Regions from separate parts of the Homo sapiens genome. Here region 2 is linked to region 1. A link is a contact called in ENCODE Hi-C data. All regions are on one chromosome and are shown on one strand. The core of a region is the stretch at or near the end of the contact, and the rest is flanking DNA. Distances in the headings are between cores, read along the strand shown.

Region 1 (6,420 bases), core at 2,273-4,772:
AAAGCACAGGCTGAACAATACCTAGAGCTTACAGAGGACCGGGAATACTTCGTGTTTCTACCAGCCTGAGTGGAGAAACCTCAAAATACATAGTGCATTGGGTGAAGTCCTCAGATGTGCCATGCCTTAGTAGTGGAGTAAATTAGTCCTATAATAAAAGCTGCTCTGGAACCACCATACAAAATGTAAAAATGAGCCTTTCATGAATCAAACTGATCTGCCACGAAATCCAATGTTCTTTAAAGAAGAGAACACAATCCAGCACCCAATAAAATAAAATTAACGATATCTGTAATTCAAATAGTAATTTGTAGATATACCAGAAAGTGTAAAAATGTGATTTATAACAAGAGAGAAATTAATCAGTAGAAATAGATCAAGAAATGACAGAGATAATGGAATTAGTAGGCAAGGACCTTAACAAAGTTTATCCTATGTTTAAGGATGTAAAAGAGAACATAAACACTATGAATAGGGAGTAAAACATATTAAAAAGACCCAAATGAAACTTATAGAGATGGAAATATGAAATAAAAAATAAGCTGGATAGGATTACCAGCATCTTATATGATGCAGAAGAAAAAGTCACTGTACCTGAAGACATAGCAATAGTAACTATCCAAAATGAATCACAGGTTGGAAAAAAAAAAAAAGGCCAGGCACGGTGGCTCATGCCTGTAATCCCAGCACTTTGGGAGCTGAGGAGGGTGGATCACTTGAGGTCAGGAGTTTGAGACTAGCCTGGCCAACATAGAGAAACCCCATCTCTACTAAAAATACAAAAATTAGCCAGGCATGGTGGTTGGTGCCTGTAATTTCAGCTATTTGGGAAACTGAGGAGGAGAATTGTTTAAATATGGGAGGTGGAGTTTGCAGTGAGCCGAGATTGTGCCACTGCACTCCAGCCTGGGTGACCAAGTGAGACTCCATCTCAAAAAAAAAAAAAAAAAAAAAGAACAAAAAAGACTAAAAGCAAACTCACACATACAGAGAGCCCCAGTGAACTCTGGGATCTTATAAAGCCATGCAACATATGTGTAACTGGAGTCTTACAAATGTGATGTGGGTGAAACAGAAACACTATTTGAAGAAGTGGCTGAAAATTATACAAATTTTATTAAAAATGTAAACTCATAGATTCAAAAGGCTCAACAAACTCCGAACAGCAGTAATATAAAAAAATCACACTAAGGCACATCATAGTTAAATTTCTGAAATTAATGCCAAAAAGAAAATCTAAATCACAGCCAGGGAGAAAAAGATACGTTATGTACAGAGATATAAACTTGAGAATTATAGCAGGCTTCTCGTCATAAACCATGCAGGCCTAAAGACAATGGAAGGTCATCTTTTAAGTGCTGGAGAAAAACAAAAATCTGCCAGCCTGGAATTCTATACCTACTGAAGATTTTTTTAAAAGATAAAGGCAAAATAAAATTTTTTTCAGGTCAATAAAAGGCGTGTGATCGTTAAGAAATGTTAAATGTTCTTTTAGCAGAAAGAAAATGATACTAGATGGGAATTTGGACCTACAGAAAGAGATGAAGAGCACTTAAATGGTAAATATGTGAGTAAATATTTTAAAAATGGGGTTTCCCCTCATTTTTCATCTCTTTTGCATTTATTCATCCTTCTAGGAAGAAATCCCATGCTTCTTTACCACCTCTTCTTAGGTCAGGAGTGACAAACTCAACTCTCTACACAGGCTTAGATTGATAAGGTAAATGAGTAAAGTCTGTGTATGCTTATAAGGAATAGTGGAAACAGTCGCAAACTGTAGAGTGCATGTCTCATTTAAAAGGAGTATCCATTACTCAACTTCAGCTTCTAGTTGCTGGGAGGGAATTGAGCCAAACTCTTCCTTTATTTAAATGTAGCAATTAATTTAAATCAACCAAAACCCAAAACTCCATGGACTATAGTCAGCTGTTGGGCCACTAGGGTGCAATTACAATTTTAGGTATTCTTCACTTGTGCCCCTCGTAATCTCAGAGCACTGGAGAAAGGTTTAAGAGTTAAGCACTTTGACCAAAATTTTGGTGGAGTACTCTGTATTTGCATCAAAAATAATTTGGTTTACTTTGTTTAATTCAGTTGATAAGTTTATGCTATTATCCCTAATGTAAAAAAGTTCTGTAAGAGTCACATGTGTGTTAAAGCAATGTGGTACTTTGGTAGCTACAGCCTTACTTCAGTGCCTTTATTTTCGTAATAGATGAAGAAACCACAAAGCATGTCCCGCAGCTTCCCTAGGAATACCTCTCTTAATGTAATTTCACAGCGATGCATCTGTCACTGGGAAATTTTCTGTCTGAACATGAATGATGAAGGTATAGGTAGGGATCTTTCTTTTTTTTTTCTTACAGTCCTTACAGGTCTTTTTTTTTTTTTTTTAAACACCTATTATGCCATGAATTCATAGGGAATAGTTTCCAGCAGCTCAGGCTCCTTCCCATTGGTTCTCACAAAGTGTGCTTCTCTGGGTGGAGCAGACTGGGGCTTCAGTCGAACCCAGGTACCTTTCTCTTTGTCTTCTTTCTTTTTCTGATCATTTTCCTTCTCGCGTTTCAGGAAGCCATCTCGGCTTTTAGAGTGCTTAATGTGCTCAATATGCACGTTAATTCTCTTGACAAGAATCTTGCCCTTAACTTGTTTGTTTACAACAATGCCAACAGCATGCTGGGTAACTGTAGACTCTTCCAGTTTTGCCATGGTGACACTTGTGGGGCATTCCTTTTTGAAAAGTACCCATTCTCTTACATCTACAATATCACCTTTCTTATAGATTCGCATATATGTGGCCAAAGGAACAACTCCATGTTTTCTAAAAGGCCTAGAGAACATATATTGGGTGCCTGTCTTCTTTCCCTTTGTATTCGTCATTTTGGTGAATTACTGGAAGATGGTGGTTCCGGCCGAAAGGGGGATCTTTCTTTTTATTCCTTCCCAGGCTTACTTTTCTTCCCACTTCCTCCACCTACTCCTATCCCTCCACCCTGGACTTCACTTCATTCTGCGCACCTCGTCTCACCATTAAAAAATCAAATCGACAGATCAATGTTTTGGAAGCTGCCCCAATGCTCAAATGAGTAAAAATAAAATATTGATGGCGATCAACATATTGAATTCTTTATTATGTCCCAGGTAAATGACATCATGTCACTTAATGCTCACAATAATCTGATACAAGAGTACTTAAAACAATCTCCATTTCACAGATAAAAACACTGAAGCTCAAGGTTTCACAGCTCATAGGTTCTGAAATCGGACTTTGTGTTCTTACTTTCTACATCCTTGCTCCTCAAAGTATTGTCAACTGAAAGTTTACTAGAAAGGTAGTATCTCAGGCCTCACCCCAGACAACTGAGTCAGAACCTGCATTTCAGCAAGATCTCCAGGTTATTCATGGGCACATTCAAGTTTGAGAAGTCCTGTTCCACACTGCACCACCTCTTTCTGGGTGTGCCTCCTGATAGTGCCCATCCACCACTTGCCTGGAAGCCCCAACACACTTCCCAGTGTGCCCAACTTTCTCTCAAGAGTGATTTATGCAGCAAGCCTTTGCTGGTGGAATTCCATTGTGTTGACTTAAACACTCACCCCGAGATCCCTCCCTTCTTCCTACTCTCAATCCATCATCATGTCTCATTTTCTATTTTTGGACACAGCTCAGGGACATGAAGAGGGAGGGCCGGGCTTGCGGCACTGGAGGGTTGCCTGACCAATAATTTCTCCTAGTGGCTGCTTCTGGCCCCGTGTGGGCCATAGAACAGTGCTATGGGTGGGAAAGCAGGAGAAGCTTCATAGGAAATACCCGTCAAGCAAAACCTTTGGCAGAACTGAAGCCATGGAAGTTGTTATGGGTACAGAGGTCCATGGATGCTGGCAACTTTATTAAAGCTTATTTTCACACTGATATCACTCACAAGCAAAAGTCTGACCACTACATGCACTTTCGAATGAGTCCAAAAGTCTGTGGAACTGAGTTATTATAAAAATGGGTTCTCAAAATACTGTATAAAGTCAAAGTTGTTGGATAGTCAATGAAAAATAATTTTTTCAGTTAAAATAGCTCATACGCATTGGCTTTGAAATGGCAGAGGTGACAAAGGATGGTCTTATGATGTCATTCCAAGGCCCATGATGATAATAAACTATTTACTTATTTTTTCTTCTTTTCAAGAGGTACGGTGTCTCCAAGCTCTCTCCTTGCCATTTCTCTCTTTAGAAACCTTTTGTATTCATCACCCGGCTTTGGTGGGGGTCTAAGTTAAGCAGAAAAGGCTGCTGTAGAGAGATGAGAGGAATTCTTTTCTCCTGAGACATGGCCAGTTGGGGCAGAATGCTGGTGCAGAGACCAAGCTTTCTGCCAACAGAATAGAGCGTGGAACTGTAACATACTCTTTAATGTTGTTGTAACTTTATTTTCCACTTTAAAGTAATAGAAATTCTTCCTAGAAATAATGCTGTTTAGTAAAGACAGCATGGCATAGCTGACTAAAGCCATATCTTTGAGCACTTGCCAACCTTTGTAGTAAAGGGACATTTTTCATGAGCCTCCTGCATTCACAACATCAGGAAATGATGGAAATGTCTTTATCATAGAATCAAAGTGCTCAAAGGGGGCGCTGTAAGATCATTCATTTTACATATTTTGTTCTTCAAAGACAGGCAGACATCCTAATTTTTTACAGAGATGAGAGGCAGTGAGGTATAATGAAAAGAATAAGGCTTTAGGCTGATGCCAATCTTGAAATGCATCTTAATTCTATTATTTATTAACAAGACTTTGGGGGAATTGTTCAACTTTTCTGATTTTTAATATTCTTATATTTAAAAATAAGAAAAAGGACACTTTTGTCTTTTGATCCTGAAAACATGCCTGCAAGTTGATTGTAAGATAGTGAAACAATGGATTTAATATAAAAGGGGCAAGGGATCCTGTTTTGATATAAGTCTTGCTTTTTAGACACAATAGTTGAATGATTAGAATTCTAGCATCTCCCACACATTCTCTAATTTTATTTTTCTTTGTAACCGAATGTGTAGTCAACATGCTTAAGTGAGCGCCTGGCTGAGGTTAGAGACATCACTTTTAATATGTCTAATAATTATTATTCTTTTCTGTATTATATTAAGTTCATGATACTCCTGTTACTAGTATTTAAACCTTTATTATTCTATTTTCATAATTTTTAATAGAAAAATTATGACAAATTACAGTAAAATATTCAAATAATTGCACCAATATTAATCTTTGTTTGGATCACTGAATTCATAGAAGTTATTTCATAAGGGTAGTTATTGTTAATTACTGTTGTTACAAACAAATTCCAAATTTCACTGATTTAGTTTAATTTTTTTTCTCATAAAAAGTCCAGTCCAGTGGACTTTGGGAGGCTGAGGCAGGAGGATCACTTGAGTCCAGGAGTTCAAGGCCAGCCTGGACAACATAGCAAGACCCTGTCTCTACAAAAAATTAAAACATTTCCCAGCCATGGTGGCACACACCTGTAGTCCCTGCTACTTGAGGCTGAGGTGGGAGGATCACTTGAGGCCAGGAGGTAGAGGCTGCAGTGAACCATGACCATGCCACTGTACTCCAGCCTGGGCAGCAGAGGAAGACCCTGTCTCTAATCTATAGATTAGATAGATAGATAGAGAGATAGAGAGATGATAGATAGATAGATAGATAGATAGATAGATAGATAGATAGATAGAGAGATAGAGAGAGAGAGAGATAGATAATGAGAGAGAGAGAGTCCACTGGGGCTGATCTTGCTTGGGCAGCTCTTCTTTAAGTTGCCAGACTCAGGTGTCCTGGCATCTTCCCTCAGAGACTCTGTTATCCATCAGAGCCTCCCTGGGAGGCCTGTGCTGGGTCTGCTTTATTCAGCAGCCAATGAGCAAAGAGAGGGATTCTCACATCCCCTCCCCATCCCCTTCCTCCTCTTCCCTCTCCCTCCCCCTCCCCGTATCCTCCTCCTCCTCCTCCTTCTTCTTCTTCTTCTTCCTTTTGAGACAGGGTCTGACTCTGTCACCCAAGCTAGAGTGCAATGGCACAATCAGGGCTCACTGCAGCCTCCATCTCCTGTACTCAAGAAATCCTCCCACCTCAGCCTCCCCAGTAGCTGGGACTGCAAGTGCATGCCACCATGCCTGGCTAATTTTTGTATTTTTTGTAAAGATGGGGTTTTGTCACATTGCCCAGGCTGGTCTTGAACTCCTGGGCTCAAAGGATCCGCTCACCTCAGCCTCCCAAAGTGCTGGGATTACAGGTGTGAGCCACCATGCCGGCCTCTCATGGGTCTTTTTAAGGGCCAGGGCTAGAAGTACACACTTGACACTTTCTTACACTTCATTGGCCATCAATTGTCACAATATGCCATCTAGATGCAAAATGACTGGGAGATGTAGTTT
Region 2 (6,420 bases), core at 2,594-5,093, 500 kb after region 1:
TTCCATGAAAGACTCTGAGCAAATGCACAAGAATAGAAATAGTTGAGAAATCAGAAAGAGATTTTTAATATGCATTTAAAAAATATTCAACAGAAAAAGAAAGAAATGTGCAAAAAATTCTTTGAAAAAAAGGGAGATTTTTTTTAAATGGCAAATATAGGTTCTAGTAATGAAAAATATATTCACTAAAAATACTTTAGAGCCTGAATATATGAGTAAAACAGCAAAGTGACCTCCTGACATTTACCTCTAATTTACTAACTTTCCCTCAGGGAAACACTTTTCAAAGAGATAAAGACATTAAGCATATAAAAGAGAAGATAAAAAGATATGGAGATAGAATGAACAACCCAACATGTGGGCAAGAGGTATTTTTAGACAATGGTAGAAATATTTTCAAACTTAAAGAAAATTATAAATCCTTAAGTTGAAAAAGAACATGGAATCCGCAAATGATAATTAAACACAAATCTGAACCTAAACACATATCACTGAAACCACACTACATGAAAATAAAGATAAATATTACCAGAAAGAAAAGACAAATTACCTTTAAAGGAAAGATAATTAGATTATTAACAGATGACTTCTCATAAGCAACAATGGATTCCAGAAGACAATGGAATAATATCTTCTCTGTGCTTATGGGATATGATTATTATTTTAGCTTTTTATAATCTGTTAAAGTTTCACTCTTAAATGATACAAAAATAAAGATATGTTCAGACTTCCAAAAAACTAAAAATGTTTACTACTAAGGCCTTCATGGAAAGAAATACCAAAGGATATATTTTAGCAGGAACAAAATTTAACCCAGAAAAAAAGAATGAAGTGCAAGAAGCATTGATGAAAAAAGAAACATATGGAGAAATTTAGGTAAGCATTGTTGGTGGAAATGCAATGCCCTATCAGCAATAATACAGATGAGGGAGAGTCAATTTGGTCTTAAGAAGTCCTGAGGTACTTGTCTAATTCAGAGGAAAAAGAGACATTGACAAACTTCACACTGAAAATTATGTCATAAATGTAACAGGGTAAAATATGCTAATTGAAAACAATAGTATTTTCTAGTCTGTTAACCAATCATTTCTGAATCCTTTGAGATATTTTTAAAAAATATGGATTTCCATCCCCCTAGATGGTTCTCATTAAGTGTATTTTGAGTAAGCCTCTGCTTCTGTTATTTTTTACTCCACAACCCACACCCACTAATTTTGCTGAGCAGTCATAGTTGTGACAAACTCGGTCAGTGGGGCACACATCTGGGTTCTTCCTCCTTGGGTCTCCAAGATGCAGGGACAAGCTGTAAGCCAGAACACTCTGTAGAAACCAGTGCGCCATAAGGAGAAGCTCCCTGGGCAAGTGTCCTGAGTTCGTAACAGGGAAAGTCTTTTTATTCTCCCTGGCACTTAATGTTTTTTCAGGTGATAGGTTTGAGGAGGTAATTTAGTAGATCCCAATAATCGGAAACAAATTGTTTTGAAGTGACGATTTAAATTGGGTATTGGCAGGAATTAAATATTTAGGCATAATGAGTATAATTGAGTATCAGGAAGTGTTTTTTACAATGATGTAATAACTGTTGGCATTCTGTGTGTAATAGCAGGAAGGTTTAAGTGTTTGAAGTGTTTGAACAGCCACTGCTTGTGAGAAAGTGCTTTTAGAAAATATGTAAAAGTTATTAGCTCCCTTTTTAGCCTGTGTGAGAAGCAAAAGTCAATGCCTGAAAGTCCCACGAAAATACAGCTTGGCTCTGACTAAAATTCTATGTCACTTACTGGATCCTTGAGTAAAAGTCTCATGACCTATTTATAAAGAATTTCAATTGGTGGGGCCCAACTTCCCCAAACTCAGCAATAGATGCCCTACAAATGAAGAGGCATGCAAGGCCTACATGAAAATGCAAATCCACTTCTTTTTTTATACTGGTATACTGAATTTGGGAGATTTTTTAAAGTGTTTAGTGTGTTATACTAAAGCCCTCCCTCTTTATTTGAAGACCTTGGAGTATGGAGCAGTTGGAATTTAGAAACCATGACCTTTGCCTATAGGGTTGAGATTAGAGAAGAATGACCCCTCAGTTCTTCCCATTGTAAGCAACCCTAAAAAAGCAAAGTCCTGCCAATTCAATCACAATGTATTGCTATTACTACTATGAGTGTTTCTGCTCTCACCAGACTCTGAATACCTCAAGAGTGGGAGATTGGTCTTGCCAATCAGAGAAGCTCCAGGGCTAGCCTAGTGCCTGGCACATGGTGAGTACCCAATAAATTTATGTTTTTGAGTGAGAGTGAATGAATGAAGCCCCCAGGTCAATGTGCTTATCGTTATCTCAGAAAAAAAAAATTATTTCCTCTCCTCTTTAGTAACCTTCTGCCCTGTGTAGCTTGGGCTAGTTCAGGACTTGGTTCATATAGATCTGTGCTTTCCAATATGGTAGCCACATTTGGCTATTTATACTTAAATTAATTAAAATTAAATAAAACTTCAGTTCCTCATCACACTAAACACAGTTTAAGAGCTAATAGCCACATGTAACTAATGGCTACCTGTATCCAACAGCATAGCTATAGAACATTTCCATTATTGCAAAAAGTTCTATTAGATAGGGCTAGTAAGACTCCTAACTGAGACCCCTGGAGCTCTTCACCCATCTCTGACTCTACTAGTTATTAATTGTATGACTGGGTGAATCACTCAACTTCACATGTGCGAGCTGTTCCCTCTGCCTGAAGCACTCTTCCTGCCTGTGGTATCCTAGTTAATTACTTCTCATCTTTTAAGTCTCAGCCCAATCATTATATCCCCAACTAGGTCAAGGCCTTTCATAGTACCTTGTCCAATTCCTTGTCAAGGTTGACATTTTATGTATTTTTATGTGACTACTTGATTAATATCTGTCTCTCAGATCAAATTGTTAAGTTTGGAAGGACAGGAGCATGTCTGGTTTTGTCCAGCATTGTATCTCCAATGCCTAGCAGAGTAAGTGGCATGTAGTGAGGGCACAATATTTATTGTACAAATCAATGAATAAGCCATCAGTGTCTTTGCCACAGCCACTGCAAGTGATTGGTGCTCTGCTGGACTGATACTCAGCTGAGACACTCAGGTAAGGTCACATATTTTTCACAGGATCGTCCTTTCAATTGCTCTCAATGTTCATTACCTTTCCTTTTTGCTTATGTTAAATATTCCTAACAGCACTCCTGCTGGTTCACCAGCACGGTTAAGACTTTCAAAGTGAATAAATTGACCGTGCCAGTTGAACATTCACAAAGTTGGAGATGAGCACAGCATTCCATTTAGGCTTTGAAACAGACACTATTAACCTTTGTATCTAGAAGCCACTCATCCAAACTCTTCATCAAGTCAGAAACCTGACACTGATATCCTGAATGGTTTTCTGGAAACTCCCTACTTCCAGGGTTTAACATCCAGCCCCACTCTCAGGATTATATATGGGAAGTTAGAAAACATATACGTCAATGCTCAAAAATTCTATTAATAGCCACATTTCTTCCAAGTGCCCCAGAGGTTTGCAACTGTCTGAGCAATCCTGAACATCATCCTAAGTCTCTTGTTTTAGTGGAAACTACAGGAAATGGGGGTAGTTCCAGCTGAATGTCCCCTCAAGTGTTCAGGTCTGCACATACCACAACCGCTGAGTACAGGCAGACCAAAACAGCAACAGAAAGGTCCGCCCACTTGAGCTCCTGTGAGCCTTCACGTCTGAGTTCATGTGGCTCTCACTCAGAAGCGGAAGTGGAAAACCAAATAAAGTCAACTCCATGGAGGTCCTGGGGACTTAACACTGAGCAGCCACACGAATACCAGAGTGATGCATCATGATTCATGTTATTACAATAAATGCCTAAGAAAGAAATAAGGATTTGGCACTTAGTATAAAGCATTGGCAAGACAGCTCAAAGTTTTCTGCCTGTTGTAAAGCATAGCCTGGGACATTTTCTTTCATTGAGCAATATGCATTAGCAATGTTATCTAGGGTAGTAAAGGAGTTACTCATAAAGCTTTATTAAGTGATGTCAAGACTCCTTCCTCCCTGCGTTCTTTTCTTCTCTGGGACAGGCTATAGAAAAGACATTAAGTTTTTATTTTCATTTTTTTCCCAGTGTGTCTATGCCAGCCTGATATTAGAGGATGAAACACATACCTAAAGGATTAACAATCTAGAAATCACCTTTCCCAAAGTGATTCACATTGGGAAAGAAGTGCTGAAAAGCAAAACAGGTACCCTCTTGACTTAATACTGTTCATATTAACAGAATAGGCTCTGTAAAATACAGAAACAAGTCACGTCAGAGAGCATTCTTTACAGCAACATTTAGGGAATAATGGGGAAAAAACGAACTCCAGCTAGTTCTCTAGGTCTTCATGAGCAATGGAAAGGGTGTGATGCCTCACCAGGAAAGGGTTTTTTTTTACTTAGAAAAACAAAATAATTAAACTTTCATCTCCACGGTGGCTCAGCCAGCTGGTGGTGGCCCAGCAAACACATCCATGCTGGTGCATTTATGATGGACATATCATTGCTGCCAAATCAACTGTGTGATGACTTGTGTCACTCTTCAAGGCAGCTGACATACATAGGGAAGGTGTAGGCTATTTATCTTATACACAGAGTGAACACCTCCCTTGTGGATGGCCTGATGGGGTGTATTCTTGGTTTAGAATCAAAGACTTGAAAGGGACCTTGGGAAAAATTCATCTTCTTTTCTCCCTTCTAATGTGAGAGTTGCCTAGACAGCATCTCCCACAGTTTTGCCGATCTACATTCTCAATCAACATGAGTCAGAGGAGAGATCAAGGAGAAGAGGAACATATTTGGAGGGCAATGGCTGTCCACTGCAAAGAAAGGCCTTCCACCTTCTCTCCCCAGGGTTCCCCACTTCCTCATGGTCTTGCCTGCTTCTAGGTTTTTGCATGTGCGGTTCTTTCTACTTAAGACCCACTCCACCTCCAATTCATCAACATCCTTGCCTGGCTAATTCCTACTTTCCTTGTAGGCCATCCCTTCTGCCAAGAAGCCCTCTCTGACTTGGCAAGATTAGTTCAGGTGCTGCCACTCCTCTGACTCTTCCCACTAGGGTGACCAACTGTCTGTTTGCTTGGGACAGAAAGACTTCCTGGAATGTGGGCTTTTAGTGTTAAAATCAAGATAGTCCTGGACAAATCAGAACAGTCACCCCACCTCCCGTGTTCCCTGTGCTTACCTTCCTCAGACTTAGCATCTTCTATTGTCACTGCCAGTTTGCTTTTAGAACTTTAGACTGTCAGTTCTCTGAGGGCAAGGATGGTGCCATTCATCTCTGTAATCCTGCTAGCAAAGGTCTGACACATGAACAAGTAACCAAAAGCCACAACTGCAATAGCTCCTCAGTGCTAGATGAATGAATGAATGAATGAATGAATGAATGAATGAATGTAAAATCCACATCTTTTTCCAAGAGGTCTCTCATTCCTGCTTCTTGCCTTTGCAGTCCTTCCTTAAATGCAGGCATGGCTCCTAAGATGTGCTGTGGTACCTCCCCAGCCAGCACCCAGAACAGCTCATGTGCGCTTGCCAGAGGCTCCTACATATAAATAAGGCACTCTTCTTCCCTACTCCCAGCCATCATTTACCCGTAGTTACTAGCATAAAACTAAGGCCTAGGAAACATTTTTATTATTGCTCATTTCTTTGGCTACCATTAATTGAGAGTGTATGTGTCAAGGACTATGCTAGGTCCTGTCATTCATTTTTAGATACAATACACCATTTTCCAGATAAGGACTCTGTAGCTCAGAGAGTTAAACAACTTGCTCAAGGTCCCAGTGTAATAGAAGATATGGTTACAGGTGACCGGGGCTAGAACCCAAGCCGAAACTTGACTCTGAGCTTATGCTTTTAGCCACTACCCTCTACCGCCAGATGCTTCCTGTAGCTCTGTGGGGAGTCAGTCCAGGGAAGACTTTTCTGTCCAGTCCACAGCACGGTAAATTGAGGCAAGGGAAACACAGGGCCTGTTTCTTCGTCCCTTGTCCATTACCTAGACTGTGCCTGGCCCCTTTTGGTTGAAAGGAAGCATGGTTCAGAAGAGTGTACCACTGAACTTCAGGGAAGCCTGACGCAGAGGTCTTTTGAGAGAACTGAATAAACAGCTGATAAAACAGGAAGGCTCTCAACCCTTTTATCTGATGATAACTTCGAAGCTGCGATGGAGCAAGGGTAGTCCTTCTGACCAAGGTAGCAAAGCCAGACAGTGGCACCGACAGGCCTGCAGCCCTAATCCCCTGACTTCCTGCCCATGTTTTCTCCCCACTTTCTACCCCCATTCTACGACTATAAAAAACACACAAGGCTCTCTTTACCACATTCCTCAGGTTTTAAAGCCACTGCTCCCGCTGTCCTGCCTCCCCACT

The links. A loop is a pair of places that touch in the nucleus more often than their neighbours do. Pooled maps may share reads with other maps.
Region 2: a loop to region 1 is called in a map of chondrocyte, with 8 times the contacts of the local background. The contact joins two enhancer-like sites. A Hi-C loop is called at or near these places in 2 of 168 maps with a recorded cell type or tissue (ascending aorta and chondrocyte) and 2 of 50 pooled maps.

What each region holds. Positions count from the first base shown.
Region 1 is chr12:66,033,698-66,040,117 of GRCh38, reverse strand. It overlaps the pseudogene RPL21P18. Among named protein-coding and RNA genes, the nearest start is that of LINC02425, 5.8 kb to the right of the region's middle. Within about 2 kb of position 3,522, at least 9 of the 41 ENCODE cell types and tissues checked have a DNase peak (open chromatin) inside an H3K27ac peak, as active enhancers do.
Region 2 is chr12:65,534,519-65,540,938 of GRCh38, reverse strand. All of the region lies in intron 2 of MSRB3-AS1 (MSRB3 antisense RNA 1), which reads left to right. Among named protein-coding and RNA genes, the nearest start is that of LINC02454, 65 kb to the left of the region's middle. RefSeq lists an enhancer at 3,459-4,658. Within about 2 kb of position 3,843, at least 9 of the 41 ENCODE cell types and tissues checked have a DNase peak (open chromatin) inside an H3K27ac peak, as active enhancers do.